Regions from separate parts of the Homo sapiens genome. Here region 2 is linked to region 1. Evidence: chromatin contacts called from ENCODE Hi-C or POLR2A ChIA-PET data. All regions are on one chromosome and are shown on one strand. Each heading gives the region's core, a stretch centred on a gene start or an enhancer-like site at or near the end of the contact. The rest is flanking DNA. Distances are from core to core; before and after follow the strand shown.

Region 1 (6,325 bases), core at 360-2,859:
TGTGTTCCTTATTCTACATTCAATGTGTTTTCTGAAACACAAATCTGAGATTTACAACATAATGGTTAAGAACTCGGGCTCCAGGTCAGAATGCCTGGGTTCAATTCCACACACCACCACTTACCAGCTCTGTGACTTTGATCAAGTTACTTCTTGTTATATGCTGAGTTGCGACTGCATTTGGAGATGGGGTCTTTAAAGAGGTAGTTAAGTTAAAATGAAGTCATTAGTGTAGACCTTAATCCAATCTGACTGGTGTCTTTATGAGAAGAGGAGGTCAGGGCACAAACAGGTGCAGGGGAAAGACCACGTGAAGACATAAGAAAAAGACAGCCATCTGCAATCCAAGGGCAGAGACCAGGAGAAACCAGCTCTGCCGTCACCTTGATCTTGGACTTCTGGCCTCCAGAATTGTTAGAAAATAATTTTTTGGGACAGGCGCAGCGGCTCACGCCTGAATCCTAACACTTTGAGAGGCCAAGGCGGGCAGATCACTTGAAGTCAGGAGTTCAAAACCAGCCTGGCCAACATGGTGAAACCCTGTCTCTACTAAAAATACAAAAAATTAGCCAGGCATGGTGGCAGATGCCTGTAATCCCAGCGACTCGGGAGGCTGAGGTAGGAGAATCACTTGAACCTGGGAGGTGGAAGTTGCAGCAAGCCGAGGTCATGCCACTACACTCCAGCCTGAGCGACAGAGCAAGACTCTGTCTCAAAAAATAATAATAAATAATAATAATAATAATTTTTTTGTTGCTTAAGCCACCCAGTCTGTAGTACTTTATTCTGGCAGCCTCAGCAAGCTAATAGACTCTACTCTCTAAAGCCCATCTTTGCATGGCAAAATGGAAATAATAATAGTATCTCTCTCAGAGAATTGTTGGGAGAATCAACTGCAATACTGTGTATGTTACACCTAGAACATTGTCTAACACATAAGTCATACAAAGGAGCAATGAAAAAGATAGTGATGATGACGATGCTACCTCCTTACCTAAAATTCTTCATTGGCTCCACATTGCCCAAAAAAAGAAAGTCCAAACTTATTAGCACGCTCCACGGCACTAAATGACCCAGACAGTGCATGCCCCTCAGCTCACCTCTTGCATGTGCTACAGCCATTCCAAACTGCTTAGAGTTTCCAGAGCACCTGCTGTCCCATTGTCCCAGGCTTTCTGATGCCTCCCTTTCTTCCTAACAGCCTTTTCCTACAGCATTGCTTACTCTCATCTTCAGAACAACTGCTCAGCTAGGATGTCATCTCCTCAAGGATCTCTCTGTGCTCACTTCTGCCCCCTGCTGAAATAAGAGCCCACAACACCCTGTCATTAATTTTATTTTACCACCTATCACTCTGTATGATAGTTGCATATGTCCTATCAGACTTTTCCAAAGGACCTTCTATTCCTTCAGCGATTACGCCTGATTCATTATTGAATCCCCAGTGTAGATCCTAACATGTGCCATGAACTAACTCATGAAATATTTGTGGAAGGAATGAATGATTCTGACCCTATGTCATCAGCCATGCTTTCAGTGGGGGCCTTGCCTGCTCGTTCCCACAGCACACTCAATGAGAATCTCACAAGGCATGACAATGCATGCTCAGGTGCCAGAATTCAGGACTAAGTCTCTGGTAGATAACTGTGTGTTTCAAAATCATTGCAAGAGGATACAAAGGAATGTATTATATTTGACAGGAAAAACCCTGGTGTGCAAACAATACATCTATGTAAGCTGCAAAAGAATGATTGTAAGCTTTTTTGAAAAAGAGGATGAGATGTGTTCAGTAACTCTGAGGAATTTGTTATTTACAAGCACGTTGCTGGTATTTTGGCCATCAGGCATTTCTCTCAAATGAAATGCCAAGAATGTGCCTGAGAACAACAGATGCCTTTCATTTGGAGGCCCAGCTCTGCTCCTGACAGAAAGTGTGTCCCCATAAGGTACACCCTGCTTGCCCCAAACATGCTGGCCCAGAAGGCATTACCCGTCCCCCCCTCTCATTTCCTCCGTGCTAGCAGTACCAGCCCCTGTGAGGAAGACTCAGAGGTCAGTCGACACCCAGCCATTCCCCCACATACATGCTGACTAAACTATCCTGAGTAAACCAGTCGAGGCCTTATAGCCCCCCAAAACATTTGCATGATGATGTTACTTTTTAAATTCAGTATCAGCCTGGGTGTGGTAGCTCATGCCTGTAATCCCAGCACTTTGGGAGGACGAGGTGGGAGGATCACTTGAGGTCAGGAGCTCGAGACCAGCCTGACCAACATGGCAAAACCCTGTCTTTACTAAAAATACAAAAATTAGCTGGGCGTGGTGGTGCATGCCTGTAATCCCACCTACTCGGGAGGCTGAGGCAGGAGAATCATTTGAACCTGGAAGACAGAGGTTGCAGTGAGCCAAGATTGCACCACTGCACTCCAGCCTGGGTTACAGAGTAAGACTCTGTGTCTAAATAAATAAATAAATAAATTCAGCATCAGGAATTTTGAACTGACGGGCTTTCTCTCACTGATATGTTTCCATTTATGTCTTAATTGCCAAGACTTTGAGACTCGCATTGAATATCTAATCACAATGACTATGTTAGCCGATGCCTTAGGTCTGTTTCCTTCCTCACTTCTGTATGATATTGAATTGTCCAGTTTTACTCTAATTATGCTGGCAGAGGGCATGGGTCTGGGCTCTGAAGTCAGACTACCTAGGTTTGGATCCCGGCTCTGCCCCTCATCAGCCGTGTAAACTTGGGGAAGCTAATTAACCTTTCTGTGCCTCAGTCTCCTTATCTGTAAAATGGGGACAGTTAAATGAGTTAATACACATAAACAGAAAACACAGATATGAAGATATAGAAACGTATGTAAAAAATAGAACAGTGACTGGTACAAAGTCATTGCTACGGCAGAATTTTTTATATGTAGTTATTAATATAAGTTGCTTGAATATCTTTGGGAAGCAGTTTAAGTATAAATTATAAATATATGATAATATTAGTAAAACATATTTGCTTTAGGAATGTATAGCTTGTAATTTTTCTGATTGGTACAGAGTCATTGCTACAACAGAATTTTTTTATATATAGTTATTAATATAAATTGCTTCAAATATCTTTGGGAAGCAGTTTGAGTATAAATTGTAAATATATGATATTAGTAAAACATATTTGCTCTAGGAATGCTTAGCCTGTAATTTTTCTTTTTGATAACACAATTGACAGAACAAATTTGATTCAGGACCTCATGGTGTATGCACACACACATACACACACACACAAACACACACGCTGTATTTACCTTGAAAACAAAACTACAGCAATATTCTAATCCTAAATGTGAGTTTTTTGTATTTGGAATTCTGTGATTTGAATTGCTGCAAAATCTATGTCTACTGGACCACTGCCACTTCTTACATTTTACTGTGTTTGAATAATTTGGGTCTCAAAGGAGAATCATGGTTTAAAAAGCCAAATAAAGAGAATAATGTGTTAATAAGCTTATCTTTATTGGAGGGGTAGCCCTTTAAACTAAACATGAGCTCAGACATCAGACCGTGCTGGCAAAAGGTCACAGATCCTGATGTCTATTTTAAAAACTACTTTCCATACCTACCTACCTGGCAACAAAAATGTCAAAACAGTTCACAGACAATTAAAAACTTTTTTTGTTCTGGAAGTGTTTGATTCAAATTTCATTTCAGGGATAATGTACTATCTGGCTCTGGAGGCCTTGCCCAGGGAAACAGTGGTGAATGTGATGAGCCCAGGTTCTCCTTAGAGAAATGAGCCACCAAGAGGGTGGCCTTGGCAGGTAAATAGGTAATTATCATGCTGTGTGGAATCTCACCTTCTTGTGCTGGAAGCAAGAGAAAAGATACGTGAGCTCAGGTAGGATACCTAACTTCAAGCCACAATACACATTTCCAATATTAGCTACGGTTTGCAGAGAACTCACATTTCATGCTGTATCTGCCAGTCACAGAAACCTAGGTGAGAACAAAAACAAACCTATTAGCCACTTTTAAATGGCTGAGTTCATATTTTCAGTGAAAACACTTGGGATTGGCAATGACCACTAAATCACCTATTGCTCTGCTTCCCCCACAACTCTCAAAACATTTTTACACCCTTGGTGCTCATACCTTTGTTTACATTGTTTTCATTATGACTACTGATCGAGTAAGAAATATTTATTGAGCACCAACTCTTTGTGGTAGAAATTATAGCATATCCAGAAGTAAAGCCATAGCAAACTTAGCTTTTGCAAGACTTAAGATACTAAATACTATACTTTAAAAAAAAAGTGTAGGATGATACAAACAGAAGCACTCAGGTCTACAATTCAGACTTACCCAGCATGCACTGGCATGGGGGTAAGGTTTGAAATGACCCATGAAAGCTAGAGAATAAATGGACGTGTAAGGGATGGAAAGTGTTGCTGCGTGAGAAAGGCAGGGCAAAGGAGCTGGTAGGTAGACATAGAAGAGCAAATAGCAAAGATCTGAAGTTGGGAATGAGCTTGTCATCTTTGTACAAAATCAGGAAATCAGGCTAGAGTTGGGGCCTATACACAGGTGGGGTCAGATGAGAACCCACGCTCCCCCCAACATACCTCTCTCTTTGATGTGTCTGTGCTTGCACACATGCTGCTCAACTGTCTCCACTGTCTCCACCACCACACTGCACACAACTCAACTAATTGATGTCCTCAAATAATAGAAACCCATTTTCTAGGCTGGACGTGGTGGCTCATGCCTGTAATCTCAGCACTTCTGGAGGCCGAGGTGGGCGGATCACGAGGTCAAGAGATCAAGACCACCCTGGCTAACACGGTGAAACACTGTCTCTACTAAAAATACAAAAAACTAGAGCCAAGATGGCCGAATAGGAACAGCTCCGGTCTACAGCTCCCAGCGTGAGCGACGCAGAAGACGGTGATTTCTGCATTTCCATCCGAGGTACCGGGTTCATCTCACTAGGGAGTGCCAGACAGTGGGCGCAGGTCAGTGGGCGCGCACACCGTGCGCGAGCGGAAGCAGGGCAAGGCATTGCCTCACTCGGGAAGCGCAAGGGGTCAGGGAGTTCCCTTTCCGAGTCAAAGAAAGGGGTGACGGACGGCACCTGGAAAATTGGGTCACTCCCACCCGAATACTGCACTTTTCCGACGGGCTTAAAAAACGGCGCACAACGAGATTATATCCCGCACGTGGCTCAGAGGGTCCTACGCCCATGGAGTCTCGCTGATTGCTAGCACAGCAGTCTGAGATCAAACTGCAAGGCGGCAGCGAGGCTGGGGGAGGGGCACCCGCCATTGCCCAGGCTTGCTTAGGTAAACAAAGCAGCCGGGAAGCTCGAACTGGGTGGAGCCCACCACAGCTCAAGGAGGCCTGCCTGCCTCTGTAGGCTCCACCTCTGGGGGCAGGGCACAGACAAACAAAAAGACAGCAGTAACCTTTGCAGACTTAAATGTTCCTGTCTGACAGCTTTGAAGAGAGCATTGGTCCTCCCAGCACGCAGCTGGAGATCTGAGAATGGGCAGACTGCCTCCTCAAGAGGGTCCCTGACCCCTAACCCCCGAGGAGCCTAACTGGGAGGCACCCCCCAGCAGGGGCACACTAACACCTCACACGGCAGGGTATTCCATCAGACCTGCAGCTGAGGGTCCTGTCTGTTAGAATGAAAACTAACAAACAGAAAGGACATCCACACCAAAAACTCATCTGTACATCACCATCATCAAAGACCAAAAGTAGATAAAACCACAAAGATGGGGAAAAAACAGAACAGAAAAACTGGAAACTCTAAAAAGCAGAGCACCTCTCCTCCTCCAAAGGAACGCAGTTCCTCACTAGCAATGGAACAAACCTGGATGGAGAATGACTTTGACGAGCTGAGAGAAGAAGGCTTCAGACGATCAAATTACTCTGAGCTATGGGAGGACATTCAAACCAAAGGCAAAGAAGTTGAAAACTTTGAAAAAAATTTAGAAGAATGTATAACTAGAATAACCAATACAGAGAAGTGCTTAAAGGAGCTGATGGAGCTGAAAACCAAGGCTCAAGAACTACGTGAAGAATGCAGAAGCCTCAGGAGCCGATACGATCAACTGGAAGAAAGGGTATCAGCGATGGAAGATGAAATGAAAGAAATGAAGCGAGAAGGGAAGTTTAGAAAAAAAAGAATAAAAAGAAATGAGCAAAGCCTCCAAGAAATATGGGACTACGTGAAAAGACCAAATCTACGTCTGATTGGTGTACCTGAAAGTGATGGGGAGAATGGAACCAAGTTGGAAAACACTCTGCAGGTTATTATCCAGGAGAACTT
Region 2 (5,858 bases), core at 892-3,391, 180 kb before region 1:
GTCAAAGTGGGACATAGACATCTTGGCAATCCTGTTACCTTTCCAAAAAAGCCTAAAATAAAAGAAGTGTACAGAAATGCTTCCCTGCCTCCTTCATATAAATACCTTTCTCCTTTTCACATGCAAAGCAATTTTAGCACCCGATAACTCCATTTTCATAGACTATGAAGACCCAGTTCTATACACATCTACCAAGTGTCCCCTGGGGATGGTCTCCCCTGGACAGTCTGCTGTTAAGAAGTATTTAAGTTGGCTGGGTGCAGTGACTCACGCCTATAATGTCAGCACTTTGGGAGGCCGAGGCGGGTGGATCATCTGAGGTCAGGAGTTCAAGACCAGCCTGAACAACATGGTGAAACCCTGTCTCTGCTAAAAATACAAAAATTAGCCAGGCGTGGTGCCAGGTGCCTGCAGTCCCAGCTACTTGGGAGGCTGAGGCAGGAGAATTGCTTGAATCTGGGAGGCGGAGGTTGCAGTGAGCCAAGATCACACCACTGAACTCCAGCCTGGGCGACAGAGCAAGACTCCGTCTCAAAAAGAAAAAAAGAGAAGTATTTAAGTCTCCACCTCCTGCCAAATAACAGTGATTGCAGCTTTTAATAAAATATTGCTTTCATCTTTACCCATCAAGTTTGGAAAACCTTAAAGTATCTGACTATCCACAGCATTGCTGAGGATGGGGAGGTCTTCGCAGATCAAGGCCTGAGTTGCCTTCATTTAGTTGGCTTTGACCTTGCTTAAGCTGCGACATGAAGAACAAGTAGAAGTTCAGAGGATAGGAGGGGATGGAGCTGATAAAAGAGAGTGGTCAGGGGAGAGAAAAGAGCCTGGTGGGGAAACAGGAGGTGCGAAGGGCTCAATAGCAGGTGAGTGTGCTGAAGGAGCAGCTGATGTCGCCGTAGTGAGAGCCAGGAAAGTGTGCATAAGTAGTAGTTCCTGACCAGTGGGGAAAAAAAAGCTTTTCTGTCCAGGTTCTGATTCCAACAAGGCGCCTGCTGTCTCTGCTGCTCCCCAAAAGGAACACGGGTAGCGATGGCGACAGCTATGAAGAGACCAAGAAATATCCCAACCCCATTCTTCAAATGCTGGAATTCACAACTCCTGCCATTATAGCAAATCTCCAAAAGTAACCATGTTCAGAAAAGCTGGCAGAAATTAATGAGTTCTCAACTTTGGCAGGGGAATTTCATGGGGTTTTGTGGAGTCCATGTACAGAATACAAACTTCCTACTCTAAGTGCTTGACCTCACAGAGGCCGGCCTCAACAATGGCCATGCATGGATGGAGTTAAAATGCCCAGGTTTCAAGTCAGCAGTATGCAACAAGACCTTCAATACATCAGTTATGTTAAATAGAAGTTTTTATTTGAAGGCAATTAATTGCAGCCGCAACATATAAATACTTTAAAAAGGAAACAAACTACTGGTTAGATAGTAGACAGAGTTGTTTTTTCAATCTGTCTTTCTAGTGCAGCCAGAAAATAAAAAGCTAAAATCTTGTAAATAATATTTAACAATATGGAGCAAGTCTCAAAATACACTAAGTGAAAACTTGATCAAACAGCATACTAATTAAAATTTCCATACGATGACACATGTACTATGAAAATATAAAACTCAGCAGGCAATACTCTAAAATATTCACATTTGTTATCTCTGACAGGCATGGTTTTAGGTGGTTTGCTTTTCTTGTTACCCTTTTCTGTTTTTTTTCAAGTGTTTAAAAATAAACATGTAATATTGTCACAGTCAGGGGAAAAAGAATATTCATAACAGCCTACATTTTACATGGCAATGAGTATTCCTGAACTGGGTGTGCATCTGAATCACACAGCGGTCTTTGTGCAAATAAACGAAGGGCCAATTTTCCTGAGTGTTTGAGAAAAAATAAAGTTTTTCTGTGAGATTTATCTGTCCATGTCTTTGGGCACAAAAACACAGACACAGATACACATGTTTTTTTTTTTCCTGTTGTGCAACCCTAGAATATTTGGGCGTTTGGCTCCAAGTCTGAAATTCCAGTTGTTGCCTCCAAATCTGGGAGCCCTTTACGTCCGTGAAACACAAGCTGCAGCTCCCCTGGAAGAACACGCTCCTCAGCTTCCTGCCTCATTGCAAAGAAAACTGCCCTTGTGTGCATAGCCCTCACCACCAGGGCCAGCAAATGAGAACAGCTTGGAAAAACAGCGAGATGCTTGCAATAGTTTGTTTGGTGTCTCAGAAAATAAAATCCATCTTTCTTCACCAGATGAGAGTCATCGCTTTCAGATGATTTTGGAAGAGGAGTCATTCCCTACATTGAATCTGGAAGGCTGGCTGGGTTTCCAGGACTGTGTTTTCATGGACATGAAGAAGAATTTTACGAGAAAAACAATTGCAGAGGGCTTGATTTCTATAGGATTTTTATCTCCTGCAGATTCTTCCAGCTGGACCCTTCTTCCAGATGTTTGTGAGACCTATTTAATCAGATTCTCCAGGGATGGGGCTCTGGCATTCACTTTCGCAAGGTTTACAGGTGATTCTGATGTATAGCAAAGTTTGAGAATGCCTGCTACAGCAGGACGACAAAGGGGGGCTTTATGTAGAAAAACAATGGCAATGAAAGCACACATTGCATTTGCAGTAGAGATATTTAAAGGCAATCTTAAAAATGATTTTTTAAGAAGACTGTCTCCTTGGCTAGAAAGGGTTGCATACCATTATTTCACTTCATTCACAGATCCCTCTCACAGTCTGAATAGAAACAATGAAGCAACCCTAAGGCACACTCAGTCAGGGCCCTAGGATGCCACATAAATCAGCTCAGGGCAAGCTGGCCCAAGTGAGGGTGAGTGCCGCAGAGGTGAAACAGCCCGTCTGGTGACCAAACGCTTTTTGCCTATTAACTGCACGTGTTGACTTTGTGTGGGGACCTGGAGAGTCCAGTCGCCACAAACACGGGGGTCAACAGCCACTTGGCAGCCTCTTCACCCTGAGCAAGTGCTGAATTAAATACAACTAGCATTTAAACAGCTCAGCATCCTCCTGGAGAGCCACTCTGCGAGGTGGGGTAAACACATGCCCTGATTTGTGAATGGGGTTTAGGCCCATTGCCCAGGTGTAATTCTTAATAGCACCCCCTTCACACTCAGAAGTACCCTGGTTTTGTAGATAAGTTGTATGATCACCTGGCTTCAAGGTGAAGGTGATGGCCTGTTGGCTTAGGGAGCTGAGGCGGGGGAGGAGAGCTGATAATTCCTCTGCACTCCCACAAAACAGTTATGAAGCAATCGTAGTGCTTCCAGCACAGCCACAGCTCCCTCCTTTAGCAAGCAGCAAAAAGAACTCCTTGGGAAAACTCCCTCCTCATTCTTTCTCCCCACCCCCTTGCACTCTCTCTCTCTATATATGTATTTAACTCTTTCAGTTTCTTTAATATCCATCATTGTCATCTGAGCAGCACAACGGAGTAACTGTATGTCAATTTTCACTTTGTAGCATACACTCTTTATTCCCAAATTACCCCAGTAACCCAAATAAGAAAGGAGAAAATGCACAAAGAATTACTGTGGCCATCTGGAATGCATAATGTGGAAAGATCTGCAATACATTACATGGTCTGGAAAGTGGCTGGTTGAATTCCAGAGAGCTCAGATAGACTTCAAAGTCTGGCTGTACATCAGTGAAACTGCTGATCTGCTCCAATATTTAAAGTGGGTGTAGATGAATGAATTTATTACAGTTTTTATCTTCTGGGCTCAGATGGGGAAATGGGATCATAGTCAGGCTCTCCTTTAATTTCATGCTGAATTTTTTTCTTAGATTTTATTTTTCTCCACCTTAATGCTGTACTATTTCTTAATTTTTCTTTTGAACTGAAACGTACCTTCCTGAAAACTGACTGATGTGCATTAATAAAGTAACTCTGTAGAGACTAATGGCCTAATCACGAGCTATTTTGCATAAAGGATCTCAATTCCAAATATATGTATATAAAACTCCTGACTTTTCTCTCTCTCTCTGTCTCTCTGATGGAGCAAGTCAATAGATCTGAACTCAACTGCATGGAATTTATTTCTAGAGTTGAATTTGGGTGATATCTAGTTATAGTTGCTGATTAAAAATATAAATAAAAGCAGGACTCAGGAAATATTTGGAAACACTTGATTTAAGTCAAGAGTCTGCTGTCAGGAACTCCCTTCAGGAAGAGATGAAAGAGCAATTCTTTAGGTTCAACCGCCTCAGAATCCCTTTGAGAGGCAAGCTTCTTCACATCTCTGCCAACTTGGTTGCTTTTATCTTTATACAAATTTTTCTTGATCCTTGAAAGAATCTTAACACATACAATTTTAAGCCAACTCCATAGGAAATGTCTGTGCTCCCCCACCTTCAAGAACTTCGGGGTTCTATTTCTAAACTCTAAACACAATCTCACCAGCAATTAAATATTTCTTCTGGATCTCTTTTTGAATGGGGAAGAAAAGAATTATTTTTCACACATACATAAAGGAAAGAAATATACTAGTAAGGTAAAGTTAAGAGTATCATGATAACCTACAGCTGCTGCTTTCCTTCTCTATTTTGCCAAGTATCCATTATCAATTTCTTGGATTTCTATAATAATTAGATTATCAAAACATAGCTGAAGTTCCTACTAAAATTTTCAAAACTAGCCCAGGACAAGAGGAGCAAATCCTGAACTGGTAGAGTTTGACTTCCAGGTCACCCATCAAGCTCCTGGGAACCGCCTTTTTTTTCAGAGGCACTTTCTCTACTTTCTTCCCATAGTAATCAAAGAATGAGATACTCACTCTTAAATGAGCTTTCCCCTTCAGGCATCTTTTCTATTTGAAAAGGGAGTTAAGGCATAAACTTTCTTCAACTCAAAGGGATGAATCTCTCATGTAGGCCATGGATAAAGAAAATTTTGTGGGGCACAGGGGCTTCTGACAATTATGTCATGAGAGTGTTTTCCAATACTCAAAGAATAGCATTAGCTAAAGTAGTTGCTAGAGGTCAGTGATGTTTACGGAAGGCCTCAATATATTGTCCAGCCATGTATTGTATTCCCAACCGAGTTCCACCATAAGACTTCTGAACAATAGCTAACAGGCAACTTGTGGTGGTTTCCTAGGGCTCCCTTAACAAGATAACACAAACTGTGTGGCTTAAAACAAGAGAAATTCATTATATTACAGTTCTAGAGGCCAGAAGTCTGAAACCAAGGTGTCAGCAAAACCATGCTCCTTCCAAAGCCTCTAGGAGAGTATCCTTCCTTGCCTCTTCCAGCCCTGGACTTTCTTTGGCTCCTGGCAGCATAACTTCACTCTCCACCTCTGTTGTCACATGGCCGCCTTCACCCCATTTGTCTCTATATGGCCTTCCCTCTCTGTGTGTCTCTGTGTCCAAGTTTTCTCTTCTTCTAAGGACATCAGTCACTGTAGGTTAAGACCCATCCCAATGACCTCATCTGAACCCAGCTGTATCTGCAAAGACCCTATTTTTAAATGAGGTCACACTCACTGGAACTAGGGGTTAGGACTTCAACATATATTTCTGGAGTAGACACAATTCAACCCATGACATGCTCCTAGACATAACAACTGAAGAAGAATGAAGACCAGGATCATATCCTACAGGGCAACCCTTAGTTCCTCCTTGATAGAAAGATGTAATTCAACCTTGAAAAGCCAAGGACAAATAATTCTAGACAACTCTAGAGACTCTAGATGGCTCTAGAGTAGTGAAAAGATGGGTCATTCCATGTCTGCCTCAGTCATGGAATGACTGTAAATAAGGAACTATAAAGCTCACCTGCTCTACTTTTCTCTGCAGAGCCACGTAAATGTGAGTCATCACAAATTATGATTCACCTCTGAG

What was found. A loop is a pair of places that touch in the nucleus more often than their neighbours do. ChIA-PET counts read pairs that join two places held with the same protein, here RNA polymerase II (POLR2A). Pooled maps may share reads with other maps.
Region 2: a loop to region 1 is called in a map of IMR-90, with 9 times the contacts of the local background. The contact joins two enhancer-like sites. A Hi-C loop is called at or near these places in 2 of 168 maps with a recorded cell type or tissue (IMR-90 and PC-9) and 2 of 50 pooled maps. POLR2A ChIA-PET finds 5 or more read pairs at or near these places in 1 of 52 experiments (common myeloid progenitor, CD34-positive).

What each region holds. Positions count from the first base shown.
Region 1 is chr9:86,610,600-86,616,924 of GRCh38, reverse strand. No RefSeq gene overlaps it. Among named protein-coding and RNA genes, the nearest start is that of LINC02834, 95 kb to the left of the region's middle. RefSeq lists an enhancer at 944-1,445. Within about 2 kb of position 1,609, at least 4 of the 41 ENCODE cell types and tissues checked have a DNase peak (open chromatin) inside an H3K27ac peak, as active enhancers do; they include IMR-90, where a contact is called at or near this core.
Region 2 is chr9:86,792,279-86,798,136 of GRCh38, reverse strand. No RefSeq gene overlaps it. Among named protein-coding and RNA genes, the nearest start is that of LINC02834, 87 kb to the right of the region's middle. RefSeq lists an enhancer at 5,296-5,858. Within about 2 kb of position 2,141, at least 9 of the 41 ENCODE cell types and tissues checked have a DNase peak (open chromatin) inside an H3K27ac peak, as active enhancers do; they include IMR-90, where a contact is called at or near this core.